2 separate regions of the Homo sapiens genome follow, and region 2 is linked to region 1. Evidence: read pairs that join two places in POLR2A ChIA-PET (ENCODE). Cell type or tissue: A673. All regions are shown on one strand. Links, peaks and the distances in the headings refer to the core of each region. The heading gives the core; the rest is flanking DNA. Region 1 overlaps SMAD9 (SMAD family member 9). Region 2 has its middle 86 kb from the start of CCNA1.

Evidence for each region. Peaks named below come from ENCODE experiments on the same cell type or tissue, not always from the same donor. Only the 100,000 strongest peaks of a DNase experiment are listed, where the experiment ranks them.
Region 2: POLR2A ChIA-PET joins it to region 1 with 5 read pairs; 2 of 35 experiments call an interaction of 5 or more read pairs at or near these places.

What each region holds. Positions count from the first base shown.
Region 1 is chr13:36,839,401-36,855,535 of GRCh38, forward strand. SMAD9 (SMAD family member 9) reads right to left here. Exons shown (of 7, transcript NM_001127217.3): 6 at 14,019-14,275; 7 at 5,431-9,419. The coding sequence ends at 9,276. Among named protein-coding and RNA genes, the nearest start is that of RFXAP, 28 kb to the left of the region's middle. RefSeq lists an enhancer at 720-1,454. In A673, for the core only: CTCF peaks have their summits at 9,363 (motif pointing right) and 11,581; a DNase peak (open chromatin) is centred at 11,601; H3K27ac peaks cover 5,101 bases.
Region 2 is chr13:36,510,742-36,526,876 of GRCh38, forward strand. No RefSeq gene overlaps it. Among named protein-coding and RNA genes, the nearest start is that of CCNA1, 86 kb to the left of the region's middle. In A673, for the core only: no CTCF peak of the experiment used is centred there; DNase peaks (open chromatin) are centred at 9,030 and 9,570; H3K4me3 peaks cover 305 bases; H3K27ac peaks cover 2,362 bases.

The sequences.
Region 1 (16,135 bases), core at 4,761-12,760:
GAAGACATGCCCCATTGTGCAAGTACTCATTCAAACCTCTGCTCGCATAATGCTTGCTAACATGCCTTTGGCCAAATTAGGTCACATAGCTAACCCAAAGTCATGTGGGTGGCCATCAACACTGGGATGTGTGTGGCTCGTTGGAGGTCACTGAAGTGAAACCTACCGTAGTTACACAGTAAGTCAGTCAAATTCTTGGTTTATTGGACAGCTGACAGCTGTTAAGAAGGACCCTATGTTAAAGGAAATGGATACAATCTAATAACATTAACAATAGATAATGGTTTTTAACCATTAACTTCCATTGATAATGGTTCTGATTAGAGCGCAAGATAACTAGTGAAACGAGAATTCCCTTATCCCCCTTGCGGGGCATGCGACATGGGTATGGCTCACTCTTTTGGTTTCCCTGTTGCTCAAACCCCTAGGAGGAGCATGCAGACGGGCAGGTGCAGAGGCCGTGGGGAGCGCTTCTGGGCTCTGACCTCACGGCAGCGTCTAGGGATGGCTGTCTGTGACTCCCGAATCCCTAGTGGGCGTCTCTTACAGTGTGCTCTTTCAGCTTTGCCGTCTGCAGAAGGATTATGTTAATCAGCTCGATAGACCCTCTGCCTTATTGCAAGGGCAGTGGCCAGTTTAACAGCTTTCTGTATCCCAAGTTCTTGCCCAGTGTACAAGAAGAATCGGATGACACGTGGGCTTGAAGGATGAGTGCAAGGTTTTATTGAGTGGTGGAGGCTCTCAGCGAGATGGATGCGGAACCGGAAGTGGGGGATGGAGTGGGAACGTGATCTTCCCCTGGAGTCCTGCTGTTCTCGGTAGACGGACGCCTCCTTCCTTCTCTGCCATGCCGCCCTGCCACTCCCGCTCTTTGTCACTCTCTGCCACTCTCTTTCTCTGCTCCTCTCAATGTCCAGCCACTTGTGTCTGTGCCTGCTAAGGTCTCAGGTTTCTAGGGCCATGGGATGGGGGCATGGCAGGCCATAGTGGTCTTGGGAAGTGCAACATTTGGGTGCGAAAACAGGAATCCCTGTTCTCACTTAGGTCTGTGGGCACAGGCCCGAGCGTGGAGCCCTCGCCTGGGGACCCCACCCTTCTCTACCCAGCACTTCCCTGCCTCCCTCTAGTATCAGTAGTAGAGTCTTGTGATAGGCTGGATAATGCCCCCACAAGATATCCATGTACTAATTCCAGGACTTGTTGATGTTGTCTTATGTGGCAAAAGGAACTTTGCAGAGGTGCTTAAGTTGAGGATTCTGAGATGGAGAGATCAACCTGAATTATCTGGATGGGCTCTAAATGTAATCACACGTGTCCTTATAAGAGGAACCCTTGCTTACAGAAGAACAAGAGATGTGATGATGGAAGCAACAGGTTAGAGAGATTCAAGAAAAGCATAGCCAGCCAAGGGAATGCAGGCAGCCTCCAGAAGCTAAAAAAAAAAAAAAAAAAAAAAAAAGAAAAGAAAAAAGAAAAGCAAGAGAACGATTCCCCCTAGAGCTTCCTGAAAGAACTAGCCATGCCACCACATTGTCGTTATCCCAGTGAGACAGATTTCAAACTTGTGGCCTCAAGAACTGTAAGGGTAAGAACTGTAAAATAAATTTATGCTGTTCTAAGCCACAAAATTTGTGGCACTTTTTTACAGCAGCAACAGGAAATTAATAAAAGTCTTCCAGTGGTAGGGGGTGAATCTCATTACGTTTCTAAGGCAAGCATTGCTTAGTATCTTGCTTATTTAAAAGATAAATTTAGCTAGTATACACAATAGTGGCCAATTAGATTGTATGCTATAATACTTGTAAGAAAAATGATTGCATACTCTTTGTTTTCTTGTTTGAGACAGAGCCTCACTCTGTTGCCCAGGCTAGAGTGCAGTGGCACAATCTTGGCTCACTGCAACCTCCACCTCCCGGTTTCAAGCTCTTCTCGTGCCTCAGTCTCCCAAGTAGCTGGGACTACAGGCACACACCACCACACCCAGCTAACTTTTGTATTTTTAGTAGAGACAGGGTTTTGCCATTTTGGCCAGACTAGTCTCGAACTCCCGACCTCAGGTGATCCACCCGCCTCAGCCTCGCAAAGTGCTGGGATTACAGGCATGAGCCACCACACCCAGCCAATTGCATACTCTGAATCAAAAAACCATTTCCCTCAAGTTAGAATATGCAATATTTATTGTACATTGAGTGCCCTCTGGTGCTTACCCAAAGCTTTCTAAACCTCAACCAAACTCGTAGAGATAAAGCTTATAAGCAGTGGGACAATTTGGAGCCTTAAACTCCCAAATTCTCAGATGTCTTCCAACATGATTTTCCAAAGCAATCTGTAGCATGTCTGGAGCAAGGATGGGGGGATCATGATTCAGGGGGCCCCAAGGAGGGTCTATCATAGACTGTTGCTTTTTAAAGTAACTAGTAGCAATGCTTTAAATTGTCATTGTAGATTTAAGAACCTGTAGTTCAAATGTCTCAGTTTAGTATGCAAAACCCTTTACCTCCAAGCTCCTGCCTATTTCTGCCTCTCTCCTTTATGTCAAGCCATCATGATTTATATGGTATAATGCCAATGGATCATTGTTTCACAAAAGTTCTTTCCATTCCTTTTAGTTCTTTTCCACTCCTTCAGCAAGTTGAAGAGCCCTCTCTTGTCCTTCAGCACTGAGCTTTGTATTTCCTTTTTATGCCAAACCAGGAGAAACAAATAGGAACTCTGCCAACTTTTGTTTGCAAACCCCTTTCACGGTAATCTATAATCTCACAAACTCCCTTAGAAAAAAATCAATTTAACATTTTTTCATGGTGTATGAAAGAAATGATTTTGTTTAAAATATTTTATTGCATATCAACATGTTTCAAACATTGTACTATAATCATTTCAGTATACCCTTCAGTATTTATTAAGACAAATTTCACTTTCCACATTCATTTAGTGATGGGCTATATTTAATTTGTTTTAAAATAATTGGGTCAAGAAAAGCAAGTGTGTTAACAAATGAATTGTAAAATGGTATTGTATTTAGCTTGAAGACCGAATGTATAAGAAAGTATATGCTGTTATGGCATCAAAAAAGACAAAACACTTTTACAGCATGATGTTCAGAATATTTGAAATTATGCTTAAATATCAATGGATTATTTTGATGATTTTTATTTATTTTTAATTTTTTATTTTTTTGAGACAGAGTCTCGCTCTGTCGCCCAGGCTGGAGTGCAATGGCACGGTCTCGGCTCACCACAACCTCCGCCTCCTGGGTTCAAACGATTCTCCTGCCTCAGCCTCCTGAGTAGCTGGGATTACAGGCACCTTCCACTACGCCCAGCTAATTTTTGTATTTTTAGTAGAGACGGGGTTTCACCATGTTGGCCAGGCTGGTCTCGAACTCCTGACCTCAGGTGATCCACCCGCCTCAGCCTCCCAAAGTGCTGGGATTACAGGCGTGAGCCACCACCGCTCCTGGCCTGTTTTGATAATTTTTCCTTCCTAAATGATGAGACTAGAGAGAAGTTAGCCTGCCACTTGCAAGCGTTCTCTTCAAAGAACACGTTGCAGGTGTGAATTCTCTTTGGCTTAAAAACCAAACTGAATATAATTTTCCTTATATTTACTCCATTTAACATTGGCATTTAGATTAAGAGTCATTCTGAGGCCTTGCCTAACATTTTTATTAGATGTATGCAAATAATGGAACCATCAGTGATCATGCGGAGGTAAACTTTCAGAATTAGTGTCTGTTAACTTGGTGTTATAACATCAAAATTCTTTATGCTTCTCATACTCAAATTCACATTGTGAAAATAAATACTTAGAATAAAAGCAATTTTAACTGTTTAATTGCTAAAACTACTTTTCCTTGCTACTGCTATGCAGCTGGATAACTATTTCCAAAATAAATCACAAGCACGCTTTTCTGATCCCTATCTGCTGTGCATGGTTACGTGATATGCAGTTGGAGGCCTGCAATGCTTTTTTTTTTTTTTTTTTTTTTTTGAGACGGAGTCTCGCTCTGTCGCCCAGGCCGGACTGCGGACTGGCAATGCTTTTTATTTTGAAAGGAGAAGCTAAATACTTTCGGATATTTTTAAAGAAAGAGCTAAAAATAACTACCATTTCTGCCTTTACAATGTGATCCCCAAAAGCCTTTCTAAACAAACAGTAGCTGGAAAATGCTGAAAATGAATAAATGGAATCCCTGTCCTTAAAGACATCCCAGCCTGGCAGAAAGATGGATAAGTAAACAACAGTGGGGTGCAGGAACTGATACTGACCATTGATGGGCACAAAGTATTATGGGAACACAGACAGCAGGCACTAACCTGCTTTAGGAATGCCTGGGATGATTTACTAAGAGAACTGCCGTGAAGGATGGCAACTTGGATCGGCCCAGAAGCCTTCCCTGGTACTCACCCAGGGCCTGATGTAGATGTCACTCGGTGGTCCCAGCAGCTTGTCACAGCTGACAGCACACTGCTTATTATTGGTTTACTTGTTCACCTTTCTCCACAAAATGGTAAGCTCCTTAAAAGTAGAAACTTTGTCATTGTATCTACAGTGCCTGCTGATGCATAAGAACTATCTGACAAGTAAATATAAGGAGTCTAGGATGATGAAAATACTTCTTCTCTAAGACGGGCTGATGTTTAAAGACAGTATTTTATGTCTGTACCATGATATGTTTAAAGAATGTGTATTCGTGTTTGAAATGCCAATACCAAATATTAGATGCAAGCACAGGGTCGGGAACCATGGGAGACAAACAAGACACAATCACTGCTCTCCAGAAACTTACAGTGTAAACTGGAGGCTTCACGGTCCCCACCAGGATCTAAACAGGCATATCTTTCATGTGTTTTTATTTTGGAGTTCCACAAAACACTTTTTTTGAATACAGAGCTCCATTTCGTTAAAAAAATTGACAACTCTGATCAAGTAAATAAGAAAGCTGCTTATAGGTAATAGAGTTTCCCCTTCCTTTTTAAGATTAGAAGGAAATTTAGATGAAAGGAATTGAGAATTTACATTTTTAGATGATGTGTTCATATTTCTTTGGATTTCATCTTAGTTTTCCCTCACCAGTTGCCTTTTAGCACCTTTCTAATAGGCAATCTGTAGCAATGTACAGATGTTTACAATAATGAAAGTGCTCATTCTTTCCTATATACTGCAATATCACGTATTTGCTACTATCCAGAAAAAGGTTCTACATATATCCTTTCTAAAGTTACTGTGAAGTATCTTCAAGAACTATACTTCATGACGGTTATTCTAAGGTGTTTAATTCAAAACCACTACCTAATTTCTCTATAGCATGTGGAATTTAACATCCCATTTTCAAAATAGAATGGTTTAAAATTAATTGACTTAAGGAGCTGCAGACCCACATACAGTGAATCTTCTATGAGGTTTACAGGAAAAATGAGCCAAAAGACATATAAGTACAGTATTCTTTATTATAAACAATCAGATAACAGTATAAGTGTGCATTTGATGGATAACCGAAGCCAAGTTATTATAATAGAAAGCATGACTTCACTCAAATAGACAGTTTCTTTGTTGTTGTTAATCTGTTTTACATTAATTTGAATTTAACATATGCTAGGATCACCTAAACTTGTCATACAGTTCTGCTATTAAAATCGTAACAGGGAAAGACAAAATGTGAAATGCATGTTATATTTTGCTTTATTTGTTGAATATATATGTGTGTGTGTGTGTATATATATATATATATATACACACTAAATATTTGGGACACAAAGTTAAGCAGGTGCTTACAGTCTATCAAGTGATATTTATGAAATGTTTTTGTTGCTGTTTTGTTGCTGTTATGGGAACATCCATATCCTTAGAAGACAATAAAAAAGAGGATTCTAAATGCTAGATGGTTGGCTAACTTCTCCTGATTTATACTGAGTGTAAAACAAAACAAAACAAAACATAAGGTATATGTGTTAAGTAGTGACATCTTTATAGTTCCAAAGCACTCGCAGCTATTAAAATATCATCTAGCTAAAACAAACTTTTCACAATTTTTTAACAGAAAAATAATAAACCAACAACAAAAACTGATCAATGTTCTGGGTCTTGTGAGCAGACCGAAATGTTACTACAGTGTTCTCTATTGTGTGATCCTTGTCCGTGGCAACCTTAAACGTGTGCTGCAGTGCTGATGTATTTATAGGCTTAGCATGTCTGCTTTATTAGTTATCCTGGAAAGAATGCTATTCAGTTTTTTTTTTAATGTCTACATCAAGGAATGAATGCTAAATGAGCCCATTTAGCAGCCTGAAATCAAATACTGCATTTATTTTTTGAAACTCTTGGTAGCAAAAGAAAAAGCTGATTAAAATATGATTGTGTTACAATGACTAAAGGGTTAACTTCTCATTAATTCTAAATTCTTCAAAATGTACAAGCATCATAATAAAGGCTTTTGATGAGACATGACTGGTGATGATCATATGTGCCAATTTAATAATTTATTTGTCACAGAAAATTCAGATTCACTGCAATATTGTGTTCTGGCTTCCCAAAGCTGCAGGGAAATACAAGTTTTTTGTTTCTTGATTTTTGTTTAGAGACAGGGTGTCACTTTGTCACCCAGGCTAGAATGAAGTTGTATGATCATAGTTCACTACAGCCCCAAACTCCTGGGCTCAGATGATCCTCCCGCCTTGGCCTCCCAAAGTGCTGGGACTATAGGAATGAGCCACTGCATCCAGATTTTTTTTTTGTTTTTAATGTCATTTATGAGCCACCAGTTTAGATTAATTCTGTAAAGGTGTAAGATTACCAGAGGAAGCCGGGCGCAGTGGCTCACGCCTGTAATCCCAGCACTTTGGGAGGCTGAGGCGGGCGGATCACAAGGTCAAGAGATAGAGACCATTCTGGCTACCATGGTGAAACCCCGTCTCTACTAAAAATATAAAAATTAGCTGGGCGTGGTAGCCTGTAGTCCCAACTACTTGGGAGGCTGAGGCAGGAGAATCACTCGAACCCGGGAGGCAGAGGTTGCAGTGAGCCAAGATCACGCCACTGCACTCTGGCCTGGTGACACAGCGAGACTCCATCTCAAAAAAAAAAAAAAAAAAAAAAAGATTACCAGAGGATAAGTTAGATAGCTGGTAGAGAGATCACGAAAGCTATGTTTGATCTCTGGAGCAAAAACTGTGTTGAAGTTCTCCCATGGAATGGTTCCCATACAAGATTCACCATATTAATGCCTTTTCTAAGAAAAGGGGACATGGAGAATTATTGGAAAACAGGGAAGAAAGGGGAGGAAAAAAAACAACTTTGAGACATGGAAGAAAAGTAGCATTTATACAAGGAATCCATTACCTGACTTTGCAGAAGAGTAAGGAAATAATTTCAAAACAGAGATAAGAAATCAATCACATTCTTTCAAGCAAAAGATGATAGATTACATTATTTTGTTTTGTTTTAAAAGTTCTGAAACATGAAGATGTCTGTACAAACAGATTCACTATTAGGTTCTCGGCTCCCTGAGGGCTGGGACTGTCTCTTATTTACATTTGATTCTACAGTACCTAACATTGTACCTGACACCCATAGGTAGGTGCACAATACATAGTTGATGAACCAATAAACTACAGATTTTTCTATACACTACATGGGCCATATATTACATTTTTCAATGTAAAATGTAATAATTCTTTTCTATGTGTATATATGAAAGTTTCTATTAGCTAACACTAGTAACTGTAAGAGGTGACAGTAGTAGCTCAATCATATATCTTTCTCACATGATCATTTCTACCTTGAATACAATTTAATTAGAAAAACTACCATGTGCACTAATGCTAGAAAGAGTTGAGATAAAATGTATAAATGAAGAAACTTCTTGGATTACTGAAGTGCTGTCTGTTACAAGCATAACTGCCATCTTAAATTGTACATTTTTAAAGAGGGTGTGAAATATTTTTCCAAGCAATGCAGTGTTTAGTGCATGGCAAGTATATATATGAAAGTACCTAGAAATTTGGGGGATTTTCCTCCCTCATCTAAAGTAAAATAAGAACAGGTTTTTAATATTGTGTATATTTTTAAAAGATGTCTTATTATTCAGTACCACTGTTCCCCAGAAATTGCAGATGATTATGAAATTATTATCACTTTCCTTGGGAATTTATTTCCAGGTTAGATAATCACTAGACACTAGGTTAAATAACTCATTGATCCAATAATGTGTCTAGATTTTCTCAAAGTCTTTACTGTTGCTTTAGTGATCTGCAAAGAGTTAATATTTGCCAAGAGGCAGGAAAACGTGGCGAAAGAGTGCCCTTCCCAGGAGACTGGAACGTGGGAAATGAGAAAGTGTAAGTCGACGTGTGATGCTTTTCTCCAACCTTTGGTTTCACCTGCTTCTTGACACAGGACTGAAACACAAGCTATTCTGGCACGCTGCGCAGACTCAAAGTTTGCAGGACTGCCTGACACGAACAACCAGCACGACAGGAACCTGGTCTCCTCTGTGGAAAGCAGGAGTCTCCCTGGGTGGCTGGCTCTTGGACCAAGTTCTGGTCTTATCTTGCAATCTGGGAAACAGCATTTCATGCTATTTTCATATTTATTTTCCCATATTAGACTCTGTTTTTACAGTGGTAGACTGAGGGAACATGACTTTTGGCTTCACAGTTTTTTTTCTTTTCCGATCACAGTTTGTTTAAAATGTACCACTGAATATGAGCACAGGAGCCCAGCTATAGGTATGTCAACCTTAGAAATAAAGTTTCTATGGCCTATCTCATTAATTCATTGTACAAGTTTGTTGTTTTTTTTTTCTTGCCAACAGCACTAAAAGTGACATCATTTAAACTGTAGGGGTTTCACTGCTTTGTTTCATCTGAGTGATATTTGCTTTAGTGCTGCTAATACCTGACTTTTGCTGTATAAACAGTTTCAATGTTTCTGTGAGGCCACACAACATGCTTTATAATGACACGGCTGACTAAAGCTGTCTTTTATTCTGCTAACACCCTTCAAATACTGTTGACAATATCGCCTCTCAAGTGTTTCCTCCCACAAAATCTGCTGCTTATAGCACAGGCACCAAAGTCCTGCTTTTCCAATTGCACTGTACTGGCATCAGGTTAACTAGAAAGCACAAAACAAACGGTGATTAAAAAAAATAAGAACAGTATACATTCTATGTATTTACACATGTTTTTAGAAACTTCAGTTGCAAATCTGAAATGATACAAGCCACTCCCTGCAATAGCCTCTATCCTATGGAAATGCAGCTTAAGACATGACTGTTAAGACACTGAAGAAATGGGGTTATGTGGAGAGCCCATCTGAGTCAGAACTTTGTCCAGCCACTGCAGTGGCCCATGAAGATGAATCTCAATCCAGCAGGGGGTGCTGGTGACATCCTGGCGATGATACTCAGCACCCCAACCCTGAAAAACAAGAAAGGAGCTGAGTGATGGTGCCACACTTACACTCAGCCTCCAGAGCCCCAGGCAGAGCTCAGCGGGGCACAGAGCCCACACCCCAGCGTAGCTCCTGAGACCTGAGAGGGAGAGAACATGGCCTCTACCTTCCTGTAAACACAGGTCAACTCTCACACCAACCAGATGCCTTCAGATGAATCCAAATCAGTGCATTCCCTCAGGGTTCACAACTGAATACTCGGATCTAGAGAGGTTCTGGCACTCCAGTCACACGGGAAGCACTGAAAAATCATTTTCCCTTCCACAAAGGAAGAAACTTGACCTTTTGTTCACCCCTTCATGCCCAGGACAGTGTCTTGCACAAAATGGTTACTGCAGACCAGTGACTGGACCTGAAAGTGGTAAAGACAGAACTGGAAGGCGCTCTTGGTTTTTCAGGGCTCATTATCAAAGCTTGCTTATTCTCTCTCTCTCTCTCTCTCTAGTTCAACTGGCAATTTCCCTTTTATCACCATTCAAAGGAGAGACAGTTAAAATTTTTTTTTTTAATTTGCATATTTTTCTCTATATGTTATATATCAATGAAAGGATATTTAAAAATGAAGGGAGATCACAGCCAAGTAAATCAGTTCTGTGACTGGGAGCAGTGATTCTCTGTAGAGTTTTTTAAAACTTGGATTTCAACACAACCATGCTGCCTGATCACATTTTACTTTCATGACTGAGAACCTCAAGTGGACCTGTGATGTCCCCGGCAGTCACAACCCACCCCCCAGTCCCTTCTCTCATGTCCCCCTCCTAGGTGATCGCTCCTCCCCACTAAAACCTGCAACCCCTTTTTCCCTGTCCATACCTGCAACTGATATTTATTTTGTATTTTAATGAGAAAAATGAATACATCAGAAATAAGTTTCCACAGGACCTGCATCCACATACTTGGCCTTTCTACCTCTTACCACAGATTAATTATTTGTGTTTCCAAATAAGCTGGTCCACCCATTAATGCACTCTCAGACCTGCCTTCCCAGAGACATCATTCCAGCAAATCTTCCCCTTCTCTCCTGCAATCTTTTGCGTCTACTATATCATTCCCGTCAACATATGAACACACTGAAATGTCTTCCACCTTCAAGATACTTCTCCACCCCCCACCAGCTACTGCCCTATGTTTTTATCCCATTTCTGGCAAAAACCCTCAGAAGAGTCATCCATACTAGCCATCTCAATTTGTCTCCTTCCATTCTCTCTTAAATCCATTCTGATCATCATCTCACCCCAGCCGCCAACAAAACTTTTCTTGTCAAGATCAAAAAAGGCCTTCATATTGTTAAAATGAATGATCAGCTCTCAGCCTTTGTGTTATGTGGGCAGCATTTGATTTAGTTCATCACATCCTCTCATCAATGCACTGTCTTTTCTCGGCTTCCAAAGCACCACACTTCTTGGTCTTATTACTACCTCACTGGTTGGTCTTTCTCAGTTTTCTTTGCTGATTCTGTCCCTTCTGTCCCATCTTTAAATGTTGAAGTGTCCCAGGGCTCAGTCCTAGAGCCCCCTTTCTTATTTATTTATTTTAATTTTTTTGAGATGGAGTCTGGCTCTGTCACCCAGGCTGGAGTGCAATGGTGCGATCTCAGCTCACTGCAACCTCTGCCTCCGAGGTTCAAGCGATTCTCCTGCCTAAGCCTCCCAAGTGCTGAGATTACAGGCACGCGCCACCACGCCTGGCTAATTTTTGTATTTTTAGTAGAGATGGGGTTTTGCCATGTTGGCCAGGCTAGTCTTGAACTCCTGACCTCAAGCAATCCACCCACCTTAGCCTCCCAAAGTGCTGGGATTACAGGCATGAGCCACCACGCCCGGCTCTTCTCAGTTTAAACTCAAACCTTTGGTGTTCTCATCCACACTTAGGGAGTTAAATACGGTCCCTTTGCAGACAATTCCCAAATTTGTATTTCAAGCCCAAACCTCTCTCCCCGAATCCAGACTCTTATATCGAACTGGCTACTCAGCAACTCCACTTGAATGCAACGGACATCTCAATTACACCTGCGTCTTCTCCATCTTGATTGAAGGCAACTAACTTCATCTTCCTCTTTTTCTCCCACGCCTGATCCGCCTTCACAATTCAGAATCCTTCCACTTCTCACAGCTGTACTGGATCCCTCCAGGTGGGGGCGACTCTCACCTGACTATTACTATAGCCTCCTAAGTGGTTTCCCTACTTGCAACCTTGCCTGTATAATATCTATCCTCCACACAGCAGGCAGGGCGATCCTTTAAGAATAGAAGTTAGATCATGAAAATGCTCTGCTCTGATCCCTGCAAAAGCTCGCCACCTCCTTACAGTCACCGCTGAACTCGTAGCAGAGGTTCAGGAGGCCTTGCTATGGTTCCCTGCGGCTGCTCTCATCTCACTTCCCCTGCTCATTAGGCCCCAGCCACACTGGCCTGCCTGCTCTTCAGAGTTTCCAGGTGTATGCTGTTGCCTTGCTCTTCCCTCTTCTTCTGCTCTTCCTCCAGGGGTCCCTGGGCCTAGCTCCATGTCTCCTTCCAGTCTCTGCTGACCTGTCACCTTTTCAATGAGGCCCACCCTCATGTGCAGATGACTCCACTGCCCCCGTGCTCCAATTCCCTTCACCCTGCCCCCAGACTTTCTCTTTCCATCCTTCTTCTGTGTTTTGGCTGTTGTTTATTATCCATCTCTCCTTCCTAGAATATTGGTTCCCTGAGGTCAGAGATCTGTGAGTAAACATTGGCATGTCCCACGTGCCTGGCCTGCACATGGCAGGTGCTCAATAAACATTTGTTGACTGACTAAGTCCTAGAATCAGTAAAAATCAGAGCTGAAAGAAACCTTAAAGAGATCTGATCCATCAGCCCAGTGGTAGCTACAGCTGCTCATCTCAAATGTTAAAAAAAAATGATCTATAGTTATATTTACTATGTATTTATTTTAAAAGTTCCTGCAGTATTAGGAACAGTTTGTCTTCTGTGTCAATTGTGTAGCTTTATGAATGTAAATGCTGCCTATCTGAGAAATGTATCTAGTTATTAGGAAAATCAGATTTCTATATAAGCTTATATTTAATCAGAGTGAAATAATTACCTATGAGATATTGGCATTTCATCCTAATTTTAAAAACACAGACCCGGAAAAAAAAAAAACTGTATGATTCAAATGATGCCCTCTGCCGTTTCTAAAGCAACAGAACATTTGAAAAGATTTCGAAGTTATTTGTTAATATAACTTTATAATATATGCTTTCAAAACACTAAATTTGAATGAAACTGCTTTGTCACCATGAAAGAGAAATAATTTCAAGCAGCTGTTTTTTAAAATTGGAAACTATATTGTTCTTACTTTTTAAATAATTACTAAAGTGATAATAAAAACATAATTTGAGTATAGAAAAATTATTTGTCATGGTAATTTTAAAGTGCTAATAAAATTTACTTTGAAAAAAATGCCTGGAACAAGCCATGCTGATTCCCTGGATGGAATCATGGCAGTAAGAAAACTGTCACACATACCCCGATACTTTGATAAGCCCATATTTTGAAATACTAGACTCATTTGCGAGTACTTTGCAACAGACAAAATAGCAGGTGATGAAACTGAAGGCTTTCACTTCCATATACAAACCCAGTTGTCTTTCCTTCCCACTAAGAAACTTCCTTGGTTCTCCAGCCTTCATAGCAACCTTAATAAGATTCGATATGAGAAATTCAACAAATATTCATCAACAGAACATATACTGCTCTCTGAATTAATCACACCCGTTTCTATTCCAAATTGTTTATACCTTTATAACACTACTTAGTTTATTATCTTGTATTAGAACCAACCCTGCCTATTTTTGTAGCTTATTCATAAATATTATCTCCTCCATGTGCCTGTATGCTTTCTAAGAGTAAGGAGAGTATCTTACTGAATTCAGATAAATTCACCAACATTCACTGAGTGATAACAGTGCTTGGCAATTGGAAGGATGGAAAAAATCTCTGTTGCACTAGTCCTGTAAAATTACTGTTGTTACTTTATCATCTGCATTAAAAACAATCAAATAGCCACCTTGTTTTTCCTCAAAAGTAATGTGTAACAATTTTCATATAATTGCTAAACAAGACAGTTTATACTCAAAGAGGAACTCCTCCTAAAAACAATAGAATTCAAAAAAATTGGTTTTGGGCTGGGCGCGGTGGCTCACGCCTGTAATCCCAGCACTTTGGGAGGCCAAGATGGGAGGATCACAAGGTCAGGAGTTCAAGACCACTCTGGCCAATATGGTGAAACCCTGTCTCTACTAAAAATACAGAAATCAGCCAAGCGTGGTGGTGCGTGCCTGTAGTCCCAGCTACCCGGGAGGCTGAGGTAGGAAAATCGCTTGAACCCGGGAGGCAGAGGTTGCAGTGAGCCAAGATCATGCCACTGCACTCCAGCCTGTGTGACAGAGTGAAACTCCGTCTCAAAAAATAATAATAATAATAAATTGGTTTTGTCTATCAGAATTGACCGCACAACTGCCTGCCACATCAGTCAGGGTGCTTTTTTGTTTTGTTTTTCACTGAACATTTTATAACGTGATAGCAAGCACTCCTTACCTTAACAAAACTCATCCGGATAGTACACATCTTGGTCAGTTCATACACGACTTCAAAGCCGTGGTGAACTGACTGGGCCAGGAGCTGAGCGAAGAGCTGGTTGTTGAAGACCTTGAGGCTGCAGCCGCTGGGGATCTTGCAGACGGTAGCTGGGTGGAAGCCGTGTTGATAGTTGCAGTTCCGGCTCTGCACAAAGATGCTGCTGTCACTCACGCACTCGGCATACACCTCTCCCCCGACGTAGTACAAGTGCACACCTGCAGACACAAAAACACAGCCTTCCTTCACATGCCCTTTCATAGCGTGCCTCTCCCACTGATTCCTGAAACCCTAGGAGATGTGACTCTCCCATCAGGTTGTCAGATCACTGATCAGATGAATGAGATGTGTGACCTAAATGCCGCTTAGTTTAATGATAATCTGTGCTTTTTCCACAAATCCATTTAAAAGTGGATCGCAGCTGGGTGCGGTGGCTCACGCCTGTAATCCCAGCACTTTGGAAGCCCGACGTGGGCAGATCATTTGAGGTCGGGAGTTCAAGACTAGCCTGGCCAACACAGTGAAACCCCTTCTCTACTAAAAATACAAAAATTAACCAGGCATGGTGGTGGGCACCTGTAATCCCAGCTACTCGGGAGGCTCAGGCAGGAGAATTGCTTGAACCTGGGAGGCAGAGGTTGCAGTGAGCCAAGGTAGCGCCACTGAACTCCAGCCTGGGTGACAGAGCAAGATGTCATCTCAAAAAAATAAATAAATAAAAATAAAAAAATAAAAGTGGATTGCAACCCATGTTAACAATCACTCCCAAGAACCAGTCAGTAAGGTCTCATATACTATTCCTCCCATCATTCCTGTTTATTTGTTCCAAAAATAAGGTTTTATAATATTAGAAATGAAGTGAATATATCACACAAAAAAATCAAGTAATCCTTCATTGTACATACACAAATTTTATTTTTTTTTTTTTGAGACGGAGTCTCGCTCTGTCGCCTAGGCTGGAGTGCAGTGGCACGATTTCAGCTCACTGCAACCTCTGCCTCCCGGGCTCAGGTGATTCTCCTGTCTCAGCCTCCTGAGTAGCTAGGATTACAGGTGCCCGCCAACACAGCTGGCTAATTTTTGTTTTTTAGTAGAGACGGGGTTTCACCATGTTGGCCAGGCCAGGCTAGTCTCAAACTCCCAACCTCAAGTAATCCACCCGCCTCGGCCTCCCAAAGTGCTGGGATTACAGGCATGAGCCACTGCACCCAGCCCACAAATTTTAAAATTTAAAACTGGACACAGTTAATATCATGAAAATGTAACTTAAGTGCACATATTAAACCTACCTCAGAGGAAACAATAAAAGACACTTAAAAAATTTACCAATACTTATAAATCTGTTTCTCTTAACAAATACCTCAGAGATCTATTTCAATTAAATTTGTCATCCACTAATATAAATCATATAAATAATGTCTATTTTGATTTGTGAAGTGAAATTTCTACATTTTCAGATACAGTAATATAAAAACTCATAAGCAAAATATAGCCTACATCACTTTATCTAATATTCTTGGAATTAAAGTTCAAAAGAGCATCTTGAGGCTGGGTGCTCACACCTGCAATCCCAGCACTTTAGGAGGTCAAGGTAGGTGAATCACTTGAGATCAGGAGCTCAAGTCTGGCCTGGCCAACATGGTGAAACCCTGTCTCTACTAAAAAATACAAAAATTAAGTGGACATGGGGACACACGCTTGTAATCCCAGCTACTTGGGAGGCGGAGGCTGCAGTGAGCGAAGATCACGCCACTACTGCACTCCAGACTGGGCGACTGAGTGAGAGTCCATCTCAAAAAAAAAAAAAAAAAAAAAAAAGAAAAGCATCCTGAGAATGTTGCTGCTCATGCTAATTTCCATTCCAAATTAAATTTTAGTTGATCCTTTCCCTCTAAATGTCTGGGTTTGAGATTTAATATAAATGTATAGCGAGGGACTGATGTTAGAAAAAAATGAAGAAATTCTAGTCTAGTGAATATTAAATATCAGAACAATTTTACTCCCACTTTTGATGGGGAAAAAAAAGTCTCCAGCACTAGAAGTCAATGTGATTATACATATGATCACTATGCAGTTAT
Region 2 (16,135 bases), core at 5,386-13,385, 330 kb before region 1:
GATCTGTACAAAAACTGCAGGACATCGGCTGCTTTAACAGTGATAAATGTGGGCTACAGCAGATAATGTTGAGTCCTATGCTCAAACCGAGAACATTCATCATGCGCTTCTTTCTGTGGATGAGTGAACAAATCCCCAGGTCCCCATTGTTCGTGATGGGACAAGATACATCTCCTTCTTTCAAACAGCAAGACAGCTGTTTAAATTTTCAAGGCATCTATGAATTGTCCACAGAACCATGCCTTATAAGACATTGTATCCTCCAGCTAAGTTCCAGCCGCACTGGGCTTCTTCCCGTTCAAGTGTGTCAATCCCTTTCCTAGCCTCAGCTCTTCAATATTTGCTGCCCTCCCTGCCTGAAATGCTCTTCTCTCAGCTCTGCAAAGTCTCTTTTTTATTCTTCAGCTTTCAGTTCAAATACTGCCCCCTTAACCCGGCCTTCCATGACCACTTTTATTTACAGATGCCCTTTCTACCCCCAAAACAACCTATAAACCACTGTTACATCACCTTCTTATTTCTTTAATAGTATTTATCCCAGTCTAGCCTAGAAGAGGTCTGGCACTTGGTAAATATGTGTTAAGTGAAAGAACAAATAACTGGTAATAAAATTAGCTACACATTGTTTACCAGCATTGTTTACTACCTCATGCTCCATCCTATAAGTGATATCCACAAACCACCTGTGCAGTACTTGACTTTCAATAACTTATAGCTTTAATAATTAGTATTGCTTTTACTTGAATAAATGGGAGTGAAAATTTTAAATGAGAAATGTCCTGTTGATCCATATCCCTGGCCTGGCCTGTTTTTGTTCCCTGAATAGCCTTAGCTTCCATTAATGACTCTGATTATCTCTTAGCTCTGTGGATTTAACCCTGATCAAACTCATTTAATCTTTCAACTGCAGGGCAATCCTCATGTGAATCAGAATCCTTCATTTGTGTTGTACAGAAAACATCTGCATCTTTACAGCAGCTCTGTGAGTTGGCAAAGCATGCAGCGGGGTGATCTCCATTGTACAGATTAAGAAGAGGTTTAAAAAAATAAGTGACTTTACTAAGGTCATGTGACTAGAAAATAAGGATGAAGGCAGAGATGGGACAAGAGAGTCTGTTCTTGTATTCAGAGGGGTGCTCTCATGGCACTCAGGAAATCTTATTATCAGTGTCTTTCTGGATGAAAACAATGAGAACAGACCACTGGGAAAAAAAAAGTTCTCAACTGCATGCACAAAATCGTCCTCACCCTTTACTCCTGTCATGACCACAGAACTCACGGTAGTTTCAGAAAGCAGGCCAGTTCCCATGCTTTCAGCCATGTAGATTTGGTTTGCTCTCCGTCCCTGGGTTGCCTTCAATTCCTTTAGTCACTTGCATTTATTTTACGTTAATTTGGGCATTCTGCCATCGGCCTGTCTTTCTAGTTGTTCTTTACTTATTAATTTAGGAGTACATGTAGTCTATCAAGAGCTGTGCTTTCACATGGAGGCAAAATTGGACTTTTTAAATTATTATTATATTTTTTTGAGGTGGAGTCTCACTCTGTTGCCCAGGCTGGAGGGCAGTGGCAGGATATAGGCTCACTGCAAGCTCCGCCTCCTGGGTTAAAGTGATCCTCCAGCCTCAGCCTCCCGAGTAGCTGGGACTACAAGTGCATGCCACTGCGTCTGGCTAATTTTTGTATTTTTAGCAGAGACGGGGTTTCACCATGTTGGCCAGGCTGGTCTCGAACTCCTGACCTCAGTTGATCCACCTGCCTCCACCTTCCAAAGTGCTGAGAATACAGGCATGAGCCACTGTGCCCGGCCCAAAATTGGACTTTTAAAGAAGAAGGAAAACTCTCAGATTACAATTATCCTAAATAAATTGGAGACTTTTACTAAAACAGAATTACCTGGGGGAAAGAGAGAAAGGGAGAGGGGGAGAGAGAATATGAATGAGATCTAAGAGCATGTCTCAGTAGAAAAAATAGAAATTTATCAGGCTCACTAGAGGAAAGTAGAAGAAGCATGTATGTCTGTGATTGCATGAGCATTTTATCCTCCTTGTCTGTAGATGTCAACACTGGGGGTATTACTGAAAGAACCCCAAGTAGAGCTGAAAAGAATGATCTACATACAGCAAGCCACCAAGCAGGCCAGGAATGGGATCCTTTGGCTTATTTAATGCCTGCCTAACATTGGTGGGGGGAGGGGGGCCCTGCTTCTCAGGCCACACAGCAACTATGCCCAGAAATCCCGTGGGGGATGACTAGGCCCAGCGCCTTCACTGGTTGGGTTCTTTAGTCAGCTATCTTTCCTTCGCGGGTTTGAGTTTCTTCACCTAAGGAAACCTAGTCATGGCCTATTGTATTTGCCAGAGTTGTGGGACCAAGTGAGAAACGTGAGAGAGACAGAATTTTGGAATCCATTAAATCCACACAGGTACAGGTTATCTTCATGTTATTAATGCACAGATAGACCTGCTCCTTGCTAGCTCTGTTAATGACTTTTGTGAGTCCCTTTGGGATTTCTTCAGTTCTGCTGGTTAATGGTCATTTCATTTCAGCTCAGGATATAGAAGCTGCTTAAGGATCCTGCTCTCATCTGTTCCTTCCTATGTCTAGACTGGAGAGACTGACTTGCATGAGATATAATTTTAGTGCTGGCAGGCCAGCTGCTGTCTATGATATCATGGAAGGTGACCTTATGTTGCCTACAGATGTTAAACACTGCTTGCAGGTGACCTGGCAATTCTGCCTCTCTCTCCATTCTGCATACTAAATCTCTCCATCAATCCGAACTAAGCATGGAGGGTGATTTGTTCTGCTAAAAGTCTCATAGGAATTTCTTAACTATTGCTGACAAAAGAAAAAGGCAAAAAAAAAGTAAGGCCAATTTATTTCCAGGCTTTTGCTAAGTAGCAGATGTTTCCTGTGCAAAAGTAGTATTATAGCAGCATGTTATATTTGCATAGCATCATATGGTTTTGAAAAACAAACTTTGTTTTAAAAATTATACAAGGAATCATGAATATATTCACGTTGAAAAAACTTGAAACAACATGGAAATATATAGAGGCAATCGTTTCTTCTGGGAAAAAACAGGGATCTTGGGGTGATATAAGAGATACAGTTGAAGGAAGATCTCAATTTTGCCTCTATATTGAAATGTTATTGTTTATCAGTACATAGCTTGTATAAGCATTTGTATACATATAAAGATTTCTGTATATAAATAGATTCATACTGAACATATCATTCAGCAATTTTTCCTTAATCTTGATGAGCTTTCTAAGTCATTAGAAAATAGATTTGCTACATTAAAAAACATATAGCTCCATGCTATTTCCAGAGTATGCCAATCACTTTGCTACATATGAACATTTGTTTTGAACTTGCTGATATAACAGTGTTGTAAAAAACATTTCTGCACATACAGCTTTCTGCACATGCACAGGTATTTCTTTCAGTAGGATAGAAACCTGGAAATGAAATTGCTGAATCAGACTTTGGGTAAATTACCTCTCCAGAACTCAGTTTATTTTCAGTAAAATAAATTTAATATTACCAACCTTGTGTCATTTTGAGCATTTAAAATTAAAATTAAATATTTAAATTATAAATCCAGGTTCATTCTCCTTATTGAAGTCTTTTAAAAAAATCAGTTAAAATTCTTTTTCTCCTCACTATTCTCACAGTCGTTATTCCTCTACATCTGTTCCTCTATGTTCTGTTCTATATTAGGTGTTTGATGTGCAAAAGAAGAAGTGAAACAACTATTTAAATTCCTTTCCTCCACGTTCTCCTCATCCTGAAGAATGTTCAAGTTCTGTATTCTGTCTTCCCTTCTCCACCTCTGCTCTTCTCTTTCCTGGTTTGTTTTGTCTGTGGTTCTCATCCTTTCTTTTCACAAGCTACATGGAGGCAGCCAGCTGGAAATTGGCCTCTGAGGCTGGGGGAGTCGGAATGTGAGGGGTGAAAGTGCTGGGGTGTGGAGACCCTAGGACAAGTTGCCAGCTGAGGCTGAACCAGAGCTGTGTCTAGGAGCCAGGCATCAAGTGGTACCATGAAGGGTTTACGCAGATGCTTCAAGCTTTAGGGTTATAGCATTTAATGCTTTAAATGAATCCTCTAATGGGCTCATTACCAGCTTCTCGAGAACTCGAGAACTCCGAGGGGCAGACTGAGGAAGGTGAAGAGAGGAGGGACACGGGTAGGGCTGGAAGTGCACTGAGGTTTGGCAGTGAAGGTAGCATCTTGCAGCTGGGGCTTGGCCTCTTATTTATTGCCTCAAGCCCCGATACGCACAGTCCTCCGGTGGTGCGGGGTGCGGGTGGGGGGAACCCTGGGCAAAGTCAAATACAGGGGAAGGATTCGTTTCTAGTTCTTATGTGTCATAGCGTTTTGCAACATTCCAATATTCTAACCTTTTTAAACTCCCTGTTAAATGTGAGCATATTTGATGTAGATTTTCCCCTTAAAACGTTTTCTCTCCCTTGAAATCCATCACGTTCTTTTTTTAAAAAAACAAATTTATCTTTATTTATTTATTTTGAGATAGAGTCTCGCTGTGTTGGTCTTGAACGCCCAGGCTTTGATGATGTTCCCACCTGGGTTGCCCGCCGGGTTGCTGGGATTACAGGCTTGCGCCACCGTACCTGGCCCATCACATTCTTCATGAATTGTTTCTCTCATGGCTGGAGGTCTTTTAGCATCTTACGTATTTGTTTTGAAGGGAAAGACTAAAGCAAAGCTGCAGCCTGAAGCCTGAGACTACCACAGATTACATGGGAGCACCCCCGTTGATGTTATGACTAGAGGTGTGGGGTTTGAAATAGCTCAGAAAGCTGACCTCTGTTTCCAGGCCAGGCGCAGGCCTGAGGCATTGAATGTTGCCAGCAGGCTGAAATACATCCTGACACTTTCCTTTGTGGGGATCAGTGCTGCACATATGGTGCCTGTTAACTGCTTATGTGATGATCAAGTAGGGACATTAGGAAATTAAAAAGAGATGGTTAAAGCTGTTGCTGAGGAGTTTAGCCACTAGCACCCAGTCTTAGCTTTGCGTCTTCATGCGAATGCAGTTTTCTCATCTTTCATCTGTTCTATTGCCTGAGTAGGTTAGTGCCATCTGCATAGACAGGAAATCCAGAAGGGAAGGACTTCATGGGGTCCGTTGACTTGTCCTCGCCCTACCAAGCAGTTGGTGTGTTTAATCAATACACTTTAATATAAATGTGAGGAAGAGGAAACATGGCAGATCCGCAGTTGGATCTTTGATCTCTCAGTTCTTCCCTTGGAACCTCTGCAAGTGAATCCATGCTGTTCATTATGCTCCCCCAAAGAACATCATGAGCTGTTCTATGGGGCCAGATTTTCATCCTACAATCATCTGAGAATAGTTCCCATATTGTAGAAGAGATGACTATCTGGTCCAATGAGTCAAGAGGGATAAAAGCACAATCCATTTGTGTGGGGGAAAGGCATGGTCTTGTGGCTAAAGAACAAAAACCCAGCATCTCTCCTGGATATGACATTTAACTCAGTGCATTAGGCATGCCATTTTATCTTATGATACAGAAATCTTGGGAAATGTTACAGCTGCCTAGGTGCCGGGTTGTTCCCAAGATTTATGCCTTCAATATGCTTTAGATTTTAATTCAAAGTATGAAATTACATGGCCACAAAATGCTGATGTAAGACTTTTGGTTTTCAATTGAATTTAGGAAACTTGGGGCTTTCTTACATTTTGTTTCTATGCCATCCTTAAAACCACATGTGACTCCTTTGTATCATGTTCCCATTACACAGAGAACTCTTTCGACATAATCTGTGTCTCTTCTGCCTTACATCCCAGGAAAGCAAATCTTTTGGTCCCTTCTGTTCCTGTCTCCTCCTTCTTGTCTTATTTCAATATCTGTTTTCACACCAGACCTTACACCTAGAAAATTCTCCCACTTTCCTTCCAATAATAACTCTCCTTACCTCTAATCCTTTTATCTTATTCCACTTTTCAAATTTCTCTTGCTCATTTAAAATCACTGAAAAGATTTTCATTTGTTGACTTAGGCATGATTTCTTCCACCAGTCCTAACCAAAGAGAAATCTCTCTCTTTCTTTTCAGTGCCTGGCACAGTGCCCACCACATACTACATGCCCCATAAATGTTTTTTGAATAAACGAATAAATACTTCCTCCTTCACAAAAATAACTTGATTATAAAATATGAAATGTGAATGGTGGATGCCTATTCATTGGGATAATAGTGATACCATGTCAACGTTGTGTAGGACTCTCTAGTTTAAGGAGCACGCTGTTGCTACTGTCTGGAATGCTCTTGCCTTCATCCCAAGAACTCCCCAATTCCTCACCACTGACCACATCCTAGCAGGCTTTCAGGACTTGATTTAGGGTCACTTCCTTCAGAAAGCCTTCCTGAAATTCCAAGGCTGTTAAGACTCCTCCTCTGTGCCTCCAGTCTACATATTTCTCATGGGACTGATGTTTACTTCTGTCTCTCTTCTTTCCTCCCAATAGTTACAATAGTGCCTTCTTTGCCAGGGTTTCAGTTATGCACAGTCAACCATGCTCCAAAAATATTAAATAGAAAATTCCAGAAATAAACAATTCATAAATTTTAAATTGCATGCCATACTGAGTAATGAGATGAAATTTCTTGCCATCCCATTCCATCTACTGGACAAAGTGAACTGACGTCCTCACTTTGTCCAGTAGACCCAGTAGACACTGCTGCCCACTAGTCATTAGTAGCTGTCTTGATGATCAGATCAACTGTCCGAATATCATAGTGCTCGTGTTTAAGTAACCCTTATTTTATTTAATAAAAGTCCCGAAGCATAAGAGTAGTGATGCTGGCAACCTGGTATGCCAAAAAGCAGCTGTAAAGTGCTTTCTTTAAGTGAAAGGGTGAAAGCTCTTCACTTCTTAAGGAAAGAAAAAAAAATTATATGCTGAGGTTGCTAAGAGCTGTGTTAAGAACAAATCTATCTGTGAAATTGTGAAGAAGGAAAAAGAAATACATGGTAGTTCTGCTTCCACATCTCAAACCAGAAACGTATGGCCACAGTGTGTGATAACTTTCATGATAGTATATTGTTATAATACCACGTATTTGTTACAATACCATATAAACGTATATACCATATACCAATATATGTTATAATACCATAATCACTTATGCTGCCTAATTTAAAAATTAAACTTTATTATAGGTATGTATATATAGGAAAAATCATATATATAGGGTCTGGCACTATCATGTTGGTTTCAGGCATCCACCAGGGGTTTTGGAACTCTTCCCACTAGCCCTCGAATAAGGGGGACTATTGTATTCTTCACTGGGTCCTCAGTGCCTAGCAAGGGTCCTGGAACATTGAAGGCAAACAAAGCATGTTGGGAATGGATAAATGCCGCTGCTTTGGATGATTTTTAAGAAGTGTGGGTGAGTGAGAAGGGAGACTGGAAGCCTTTTAGAAGAAGGACTGATGCTTTTCAGGTTAAAAGTGAGACTGCAACTGAAAGCTCCAAGAATTTTCAAGAGATGAGTGAGGCACACTCAAATTCAGCAACTGAAGGGTGAGGGCTAAGAAGAGCATCACCCGTTTCTTCAGGTTACACCAGCATGCACCATCTTGGCATTTCGTCTCTACTGTGATTTCCGTTCCTACCACATATTACAGTGTGAAATTATCTTTTTGTCTTAGTCCATTCTGGCTGCTGTAACACAATACCTTAGACAGGGTGGTTTAAACAACAAACATTTGTTGCTCACAGTTCTGGAGAGTGGGAAATCCAAGATCAAGATGCCAACAGATTTAGTGTCTAGGAAAGGCCCTCTTCCTGGTTCATGCATGCCATCTTCTCACTGTGTCTTCAATTGCCATAAAGGGTGAGGGGTTCTCTGGGGTCTCTTTTATAGGGGCACTAATCCCAATCGTGAAGCCTCCACCCTCATGACCTAATCACCTCTGAAAGGCCCCACATCCAAATACCATCACATTAAGAATTAGGTTTCAGCATATGAATTGGCAGGTGGGGGCAGGGCATAAACATTGTCTATAACACTTCTAGTCCTCGCTTGTGAACACTCCACTATAGCTGAAGCTCCTTCAGGCTGGAAAGGATAATGTTTCAGAGCTCTGCTTATCCACGACACTGTGGGCCAGGTGCTTAACAAGGAAAGAAAGGCCTGCTCTCTCCCTGGCCAATGTTTTTTGATGGCCTCCTTTAGGGAGAGGAGGGATGTCTGTTGTAGGTGGCTGGTATTCCAGAGTAAACTTTTCTGTCATGTGATTATCATAATTATTCTTGCCATGGATATTTATAATTAAAGACTACAATCCTGTTCTCTAATTGGTATAGTTTCAGGGTGGCATGGCTTACATCTAGACTGACTAGGCTGCCCTCTGACTTCTTCCTTTTACCCCCATTTTCCTCTTTGTGAGTCAAACTGTCTCCCAGCATTTTGAGTTTGCATTTCCTGACTTTGCTGCTGTGTAGAGAATTTGCATGTGTGGACATTGCTTTGGATTCCTCTAGATCAGAAATTCCCTTGTGGACCCACTGTGAAGGTAGCAGTGTGTGTGTGTGCATGTGTGTGTGTAGAAAAGTGGTACAAATACTATTTTCAAGACTTTCAAAAAGCTTGATGGAAACAGCTTGTGTGAAATAAGATTATACAGGCTAACTAAGCAACTAAACATTTTGTTTTTGTTTTTGTTTTTGTTTTGTTTGTTTGTTTTGTTTTTGTCTGTGGGCCAGAATTCTATTTGAGAAGGTAGGGTTTAGAAAGAATAGATGCATTTTAAAGGCAGATTTGGGTTAAATTTGCAGCTCAGTCATTAACACACTGTGTGACCTTATGCAAATTCTTAACTCTTTGCATTCCGTTTCCCCACTGAGAAGGTGGGACTAATAGTCACCAAGCTAAAGTGTTTAGAGACTAAGTAGAAGTCTATCTGTTGAGTGTCTGGCACATCGTAGAGGCTATATTTGGTCACTCCAGGAACACTCCATCACTTTAATATTCAGAGTGTATCTTCCTTTGAGTTAATAGATATCTCATCTGTATATTAATGAGTTGCCTCTTTTCAAAAGCGTTAAATGACACCAGCTCAGGCATCCTGCCCTCTGTGACAGGCCTCTGAGAGAGGATGCAGTCAGAGAAAGTTGATTTGGAGCCCCACTGATTTTTCTGACATTTTTTTAAGAGCGAAATTTTCTTCTTTTCAGGGAACTTGAAATGCTAAAAGCAGATGCCCAGAGACATCCTGATGATTGGATTTAAAATTTAAAAAGCATTCCAAACCTTCTAAGAGACAAATCTGACTTTAGAAGATTCTTACTTTTCATAAAAGTGTTTCCAGTCCCTAGTCACAGTCAAAAATTATTTGCATTAAAGAATACACAGTCTAATATGAACTCATGAAAATAATCAATTCCCTTTCAACCGGCATACTTGCTCTTGGAGTGAGAACCTAGGCTGCATTCCTAGTATTACATTAGTCACTGTGGTCTTCACTAATACAGAATGAAAATTCTCTGGGGCTTATGCCTACCACCTCCAGACTCTAATTACACTAGGAGAAACCAATGTTGCTGCAGAATGCTTGAGTTAGCATTTCCTGACTTTGCTGCCGTGTAGAGAATTTGCATGTGTGGACATTGCTTTGGATCCCTCTGGATCAGAAGTTCCCTTGTGGGCCCACTGTGAAGGTAACAGTGTGTGTGAGTGTATGTGTGTGTGTGTGTGTGTGTGTGTGTGTAGGGGAGTGGTACAAATACTATTTTCAAGATTTTCAAAAAGTTTGATGGAAACAGCTTATTTGTGTGAAATAATATTATACAGGCTGACTAAACATTGTGTTTTTTGACCGTAGGCCAGAATTCTATTTGGGAAGGCAGGATATAGAAAGAATGGATGCATTTTAAAGACAGAAAGATTTGGGTTAAATTTGCAGCTCATTCATTTACAAACTGTGTGACCTTATGCAAATTCTTAATCCTACTCATTCTGCTTTTTCACTGAGAAAGTGGGAATAATAGACACCAAGCTAAAGTGTTTTGAAACTCAGTACAATTCTATTTGTAGAGTGTCTGGCACATAGCAATCACTATGTAGGTGGACTTATGATTATCTGGATTACCATTGCCTTAAACAATACAATAATATGTCACATTCTGGACAGAAATTTCAATAGCACACAGTGCTACCTTTTGTTTTTCTCTCTGTGCCAGGCATTGTATTAAAAGATTTTCATAAATTATCTCATTTAATCCTCATAATAGCTCTCCAAAGATAAGTACTATTATTATGCCCATTTTACAGAAGAGAAAACAGAGGCTATCTATGTGATTTGGAAGACACTCACTATCCAAAGATAGCTACTATTGAGTAGAGGAGTCAATAGTCAAATTCAGCTCATCTAACTTCAGAGCCCTCCCTCTTAACTGGTGCAATTAATTGAGAAGTCATACATGTCCTCAGAAAACTACCAGAAAAAGAGAAATAAATAAGGAAAGGAAAGAGAAAGACCAAGAAAGAAACAGAAAGAAAGAAAGTAATTGTTTCTTGAGATATATAGTTTGTGGCTGAGGCGGGTGGATCACGAGGTCAGGAGATCAAGATATATAGTTTGCTATTTAAATTATTTTAAGACTATGTCTTAAGACCATTTTAAGACTATCTCTAAGACCAAAAATGAAATTGGTCTTGGAGATGAAAATGGTCTTAAGCCTATCTTCAAGACCAAAAAGGAAATTGATCTTAGAGATGAAAATGTTGTGAATGGCTGCTTCAGATAGGGCAGAAATGTGCTTGCTTTTAGAATAGTTTGAAAGAGGATCCAAAAGAAAATCTCGGGGCCATAGAATGTGTTCAGATCAAGTTTTCTGAAAGAGAGAAAGCAAAAGCAACAGAGCCCCCTGTATGTTTGACATTTACATTAGGAGAACAACTTAAGCCTTGAAGAACTTGCTGTAAACATGCTCCATGACATGGAAAGGGGCACGTCTTCTAAAAGCTGAAGCCAGAGATATTCATGTATACTAGTCAACTGTCAGCCAGGCTATTAACATGCCACTTGGAAAGTCACTAGATGTTAAAAAAGTAGAATGAAATAATTATTTATTAAATACTCCACATTTTTGAAATGTAAGGGTAATTAATCCATATACAAAGAAATATTTGGTAAAAAGGAATTACTAATTTGTTGCCTTCTATATTCCTGAATGATTCCATGGACTTCAAGGTCATTTGCCAGTCACCTCGGTCTCTATGTGACAAAACACTATTCTAGGCTATAGTATTATTACAAATCTGTAGTATTAGATGATCACAGCTGAGATGCAAGGAGGTGGGCATTATTAATTTTAAATAAAATTTAATGAGATATTATTTCTATAGCGTATATTACATTCACTTAAAGTGCAGATTTTATGCGTCTTGACAGTTGTATACAACATCAATTACAAGCAAGGTACATGTCAGCCCATTTTCTGCTGTTATCATGGAATACCATACACTGGATAATTTATAAAGAAAGATTTATTTGGCTCACAGTTCTTGGGGCTGGGAAGTCCAAGATCAAGGGGCTGCATCTGGTAAGGGCCTTCTTGCTGCATCATAACATGGCAGTAGGTATCACATGGTGAGAGAGTGCATGCCTAAGAAAAAAGAAGGCTGAACTTCTGAAATAACTAACCCACTCCTGCTACAATAGCATTAATCTATTTATGAGAGTAGACCCCTCATGACCTAATCACCTCTTAAAAGTTCCATCTCTTAATACCATCACAATGCCAATTAAATTTCAATATGAATTTTGGAGGGGGCATTCAAAACATTTTATCACTCCCAAAAGATTTCTTGTGTCCCTTTGCTGTTCATTCCTTCCTCCACTCTGAACCATGGGTGACCACTGGTCTACTTTCTGTCACTGTAGGTTAGTTTGTATTTTCTAAAATTTTATGTAAATAGTCATACAATATGCACTCTCTTTTCTTTGGGTTCTTTCACTCAAACTAATGATTTTGAAATTCATTTATGTTATTACATAAATATAACAGTTCATTCCTTTTTATTGTTGAGTAGCATTATATAATATGTATACATTTTATTTTGTTTATCCATGTACCTGTTAATAAATATTTAGCTTCTTTATGGGTTTTTTTTTTTTTTGGCTATTATGAACATTTTTGAACATTCATGTGCTAGTCTTTGTATGGACACTTGTTTTTATTTCTCTTGGGTAAGTATCCTAGGTGTGGATCATAAGTTAGGTGTATGTTTAACTTTTTAAGTAAAACAGTGAATGTAAAATGGTACAAACCATTTGATGTTTTACCACTTTACATTTCTATCAGACGTGTTTAGGAGTTCCAGTTGCTCCACATCCTCACTAATACTTGGTATCATCAGTAGTTTTAATTTTAGTGAGTCTAGCAGGTCCAAGAGGTATCTTACTGTGATTTTACCTTACATTTCCTCAGTATCTGATGACATTGAGAATCTTTTTGTATGCTTATTAGCCATTTAATATCTTATTTTGTAAAGTGTCTGTTCAAATCTTTTGTACGTTATAAAAATCAAGTTGTCTTTTCATTACTGAGTTCTTTCTATATTCTTAATATGAGTCCTTAAAACATAAATACATATATTTTCTCCTCCTCTGTGGCTTGCATTTTCATTCTTAATGATGTCCTTTGAGGATCATGAGTAATTTTGATGAAGTCCAACTTGTTAAATTCTCTTTTATAGTTCATGTTTTCTGTATTTTAATTAAGAAATCTTTGCCTAGTCCAAGATCACAAAGATTTTCTCATTTGTTTTCTTCTAGAAGCTTTATAGTTTTAACTTTTATATTTAGGTCAATAATTATTTTGATTTCATTTTTATGCCTGCTGTGAGGTATATTATCTACTACTAAATAACAAATTACTCCAAAATTTAGCAGTTAAAGCAACAAATAAATTTCTTGTCTCACACAGCTTATAAGAGTCAGGAATTTGGAAGTGGCTTAGTTGAATGATTCTGGCTTAGGACCTCATGAGGCTATAGTCAAACTGCTGGCCATGGCTGTAGCCCTCAGTAATCTGACCAGGGCCAAGGGGTCTGCTTGCAGGGTGGGTCACTCACATACCTGTTGACAGAAGGTCTCAGTTTCTTGCTGTATAAAACTCTCTACAAGGCTGTCTGAGTGTCCTCACAACTTTGCTGTGGCTTTCCCTAGAGCAAATGATCTAAGAAAGAACTAGTGAAGAAGAAATCAAGGTGTCTCTTGTAACTTACTGTCAAAGCTTGACACCATCACTTCAGCTTGATTCTATTCATTAGAAGTGAGACTCTAAGTCCATCTCACATTCAAGGTGATAGGAGTTAATTTATACCTTTTTAAGGGATGAGTATCAAAGAATTTGTGGGCATATTTTGAACAACCACTTGAGATAAAGTTCAAAGTTCACTTCTTTCCCATGTGGATATCCAATTGTTCTACTATCATTTGTTGAAAATATTTTTTTCCCCATAGCTGGCATCAGAATTTTACTTTCTTTTCCAGATGAATTCTATTCATGGTTATATTTCAAAAGCAAACTCAATTTTTTAAAATTTAAGCCTACAGCAAAAGGTTATTAAAAATACAAAAATGAAAAATTCAAATGATGGTATTCATTCTAATAATGTACTTTCTGTAAGTTTGCATTTTCAATTTGCAATTGCAATAGTTAATACAATCTTGGAACATTAATGTTGGAAGACATCTAAGACATTAGCTAATTTATCTCAGTTTTATGAATATTGAAGCAGAAGTGTTAGGAGACTAAATGAATGGTTCAGGACATAATATAAGATATAGGCAGATCTGAGAATATTAGCTATTTAATATCCTGGCTGGGTAATCTTTCTGATATATCAACAGTCGAAAAGTCCTTGACATGAGCAGTTATCACCTTGGTCTCTGAAACTGTTATATTAAAGTCCACAAGGAGCACTTTTTAATTTCACCTTATTAATTGCATTTGTGTGAAAATCAGTCTTGTTCCTTCTATCCCTTTCCTTATTCCCTTAATATTTCTGTTTCATCCACTGATCCATCTATCCACTCATTATTGTTTAATTCACACATGTGTTGAATGTCTTCTATGAACCAAACATTGGTCCAAATGCTCAGGACACAAATATTAGAAGAACACTGTCTTTGCCCTCAAGGAACACAGAGTCTGACTTCTTCTGTGAGCACTAATGTATCATCTCTCTCCATGACATAAGCTTTTGGATTTGAGATTGTGTGTCTATCAGGTCATCACCCAGAAACCAAAACCTTTGAGAAAAATGGGATTTCCTAGAATTATAGAGATTGCAAATGTTTGTCAATACTCCATGTGAAGGAGCTACAGAAAATGGAGGCCTTCCATCAAAAGCATGGATTTTTCTCTTAGTTTGTACCATAATCAATATTCCTAAGGAAATCTATGAAAGAAAATGCCAGGACTTTGGGGGATCAGTCAGAGAAAGTTTCACTGTTAGCTTGCTTAACTGGTTTCTATAAAATATGAGTCTCCTAGCTGGATGATTCCAGCTCAGGACCTCGTGAGGTTACAGTCAAACTCCTGGCCATGACTGTAGCCATCAGTAGTCTGACAGGGACTGGCAGGTCCACTTGCAGTGTGGCTCACTCACGCAGCTCTTGGTTATGTGGTCTCAGCTTGATTATGTGTTAGATATTTGAGTTGCAAATTGGGGATTACTATGGCACTGGAAGGGAGGTGTTTTGGTGGGGTGCAAGCACAAGGTTTTTCCTGTTCATGATGAAAGCCTACTTCCCCATGAGCATGGTGCTTTATGAAGCTTTATTCCATGCCTTTCATGATTCAACCATCACTGAAGCATGAATGAAAGAGGGCTTTGAGATATACCATGTGACACCTGGTCCCCTCTGCACCCTTCCACCCCAGACTGTTTCTCACAATTAGAGCTGCCAACAGCTGCACCTTGGCTGGGCATCTACTAATGGAATCCTCACAGAGCAGTCAAATATCATTTCTTCTTTGTTTTCATAAAGTGAATAAAGAGTTTTAGGAAATCTCACCCATGCCCTTAGAATAGAGAGGTCTCTTTCTACAGTTGGTGCAGTTAAGTCAGGCTGCAAAGTCTGTCAAATTGAGCTGCTATTCTGATGATGCAGCCACCTTTTGACAGATACCAGTGGCAGCTGAATGGAGGGTACAGAAACAGAAGCCACTTTGGTGGAGGCTTAACCCAAGCTCTGCTGTGGATCAATGATAAAGGTCAATTAGCCAGATTATCTTTGCATAGAACTGTATGAAAGAATGAGAATAACGGAATGGAAACAGAAAATTTCAGACCTGATCTCTGGACTTGTATCAAACGGCTGCGGGTGGAGGAAAGGGCACAACTCTCATTCCAAAAAAGGCAGCTTTTCCTCTAGGACATGAGATTCTATGAACCTGACAGAGTTCTTAGTATAAACACAGAGATGAACTGTAGTTGATTTAAAGGGGAAAGAAATATGTTAAAAGACAAATGTGTGCTCACAGAATCATTGAGAGAACCAGGCTTCAGGCCCCACAGAGACCCAAAATTATACTGGGGAAATTAGGTAAATGAGGACACTGCACTGTAGCTGCTAAACATTGGATGGGGCCATTTGCACTCTGTCACCACCAGCCCTGGCCTCTGGACACCCATCACCACTGTCACCAGTGAAGATTCCCTGAGCCTTTCCTCCTTTGCCCTAGTGGTTCTCAAGTCAAAGTCTAGGAAGGTAGGTCTGATTGATGGAGCTTGGTCTCCTGACCATGTCTAGCTGCAAGGGAGGCCGGGAAAGTGGGTACTGGCATTTTCAGCTTCAATGTGGGAGGTGAGTCCTAATTCTTTCTAAAATGCATATTATTGGAGTGGGATTCACCACACATAGGAGAAGGGTTCAGAAACTGGGCAACTCCCTTAAGAAAAAAAGCACATCCATTTGAAAAGTTCTAAATTCTGATGAGGAATAAGAGAGGATAGGGGTAGAGTCTAAGTGAAGCTAATGACTGGGGAGATTAACTTAGGGAAAGTTCCCTGCTCCAGTAAAGAATCTGGAAAGACAGAATTTGGTGTTCCTTGACTTTG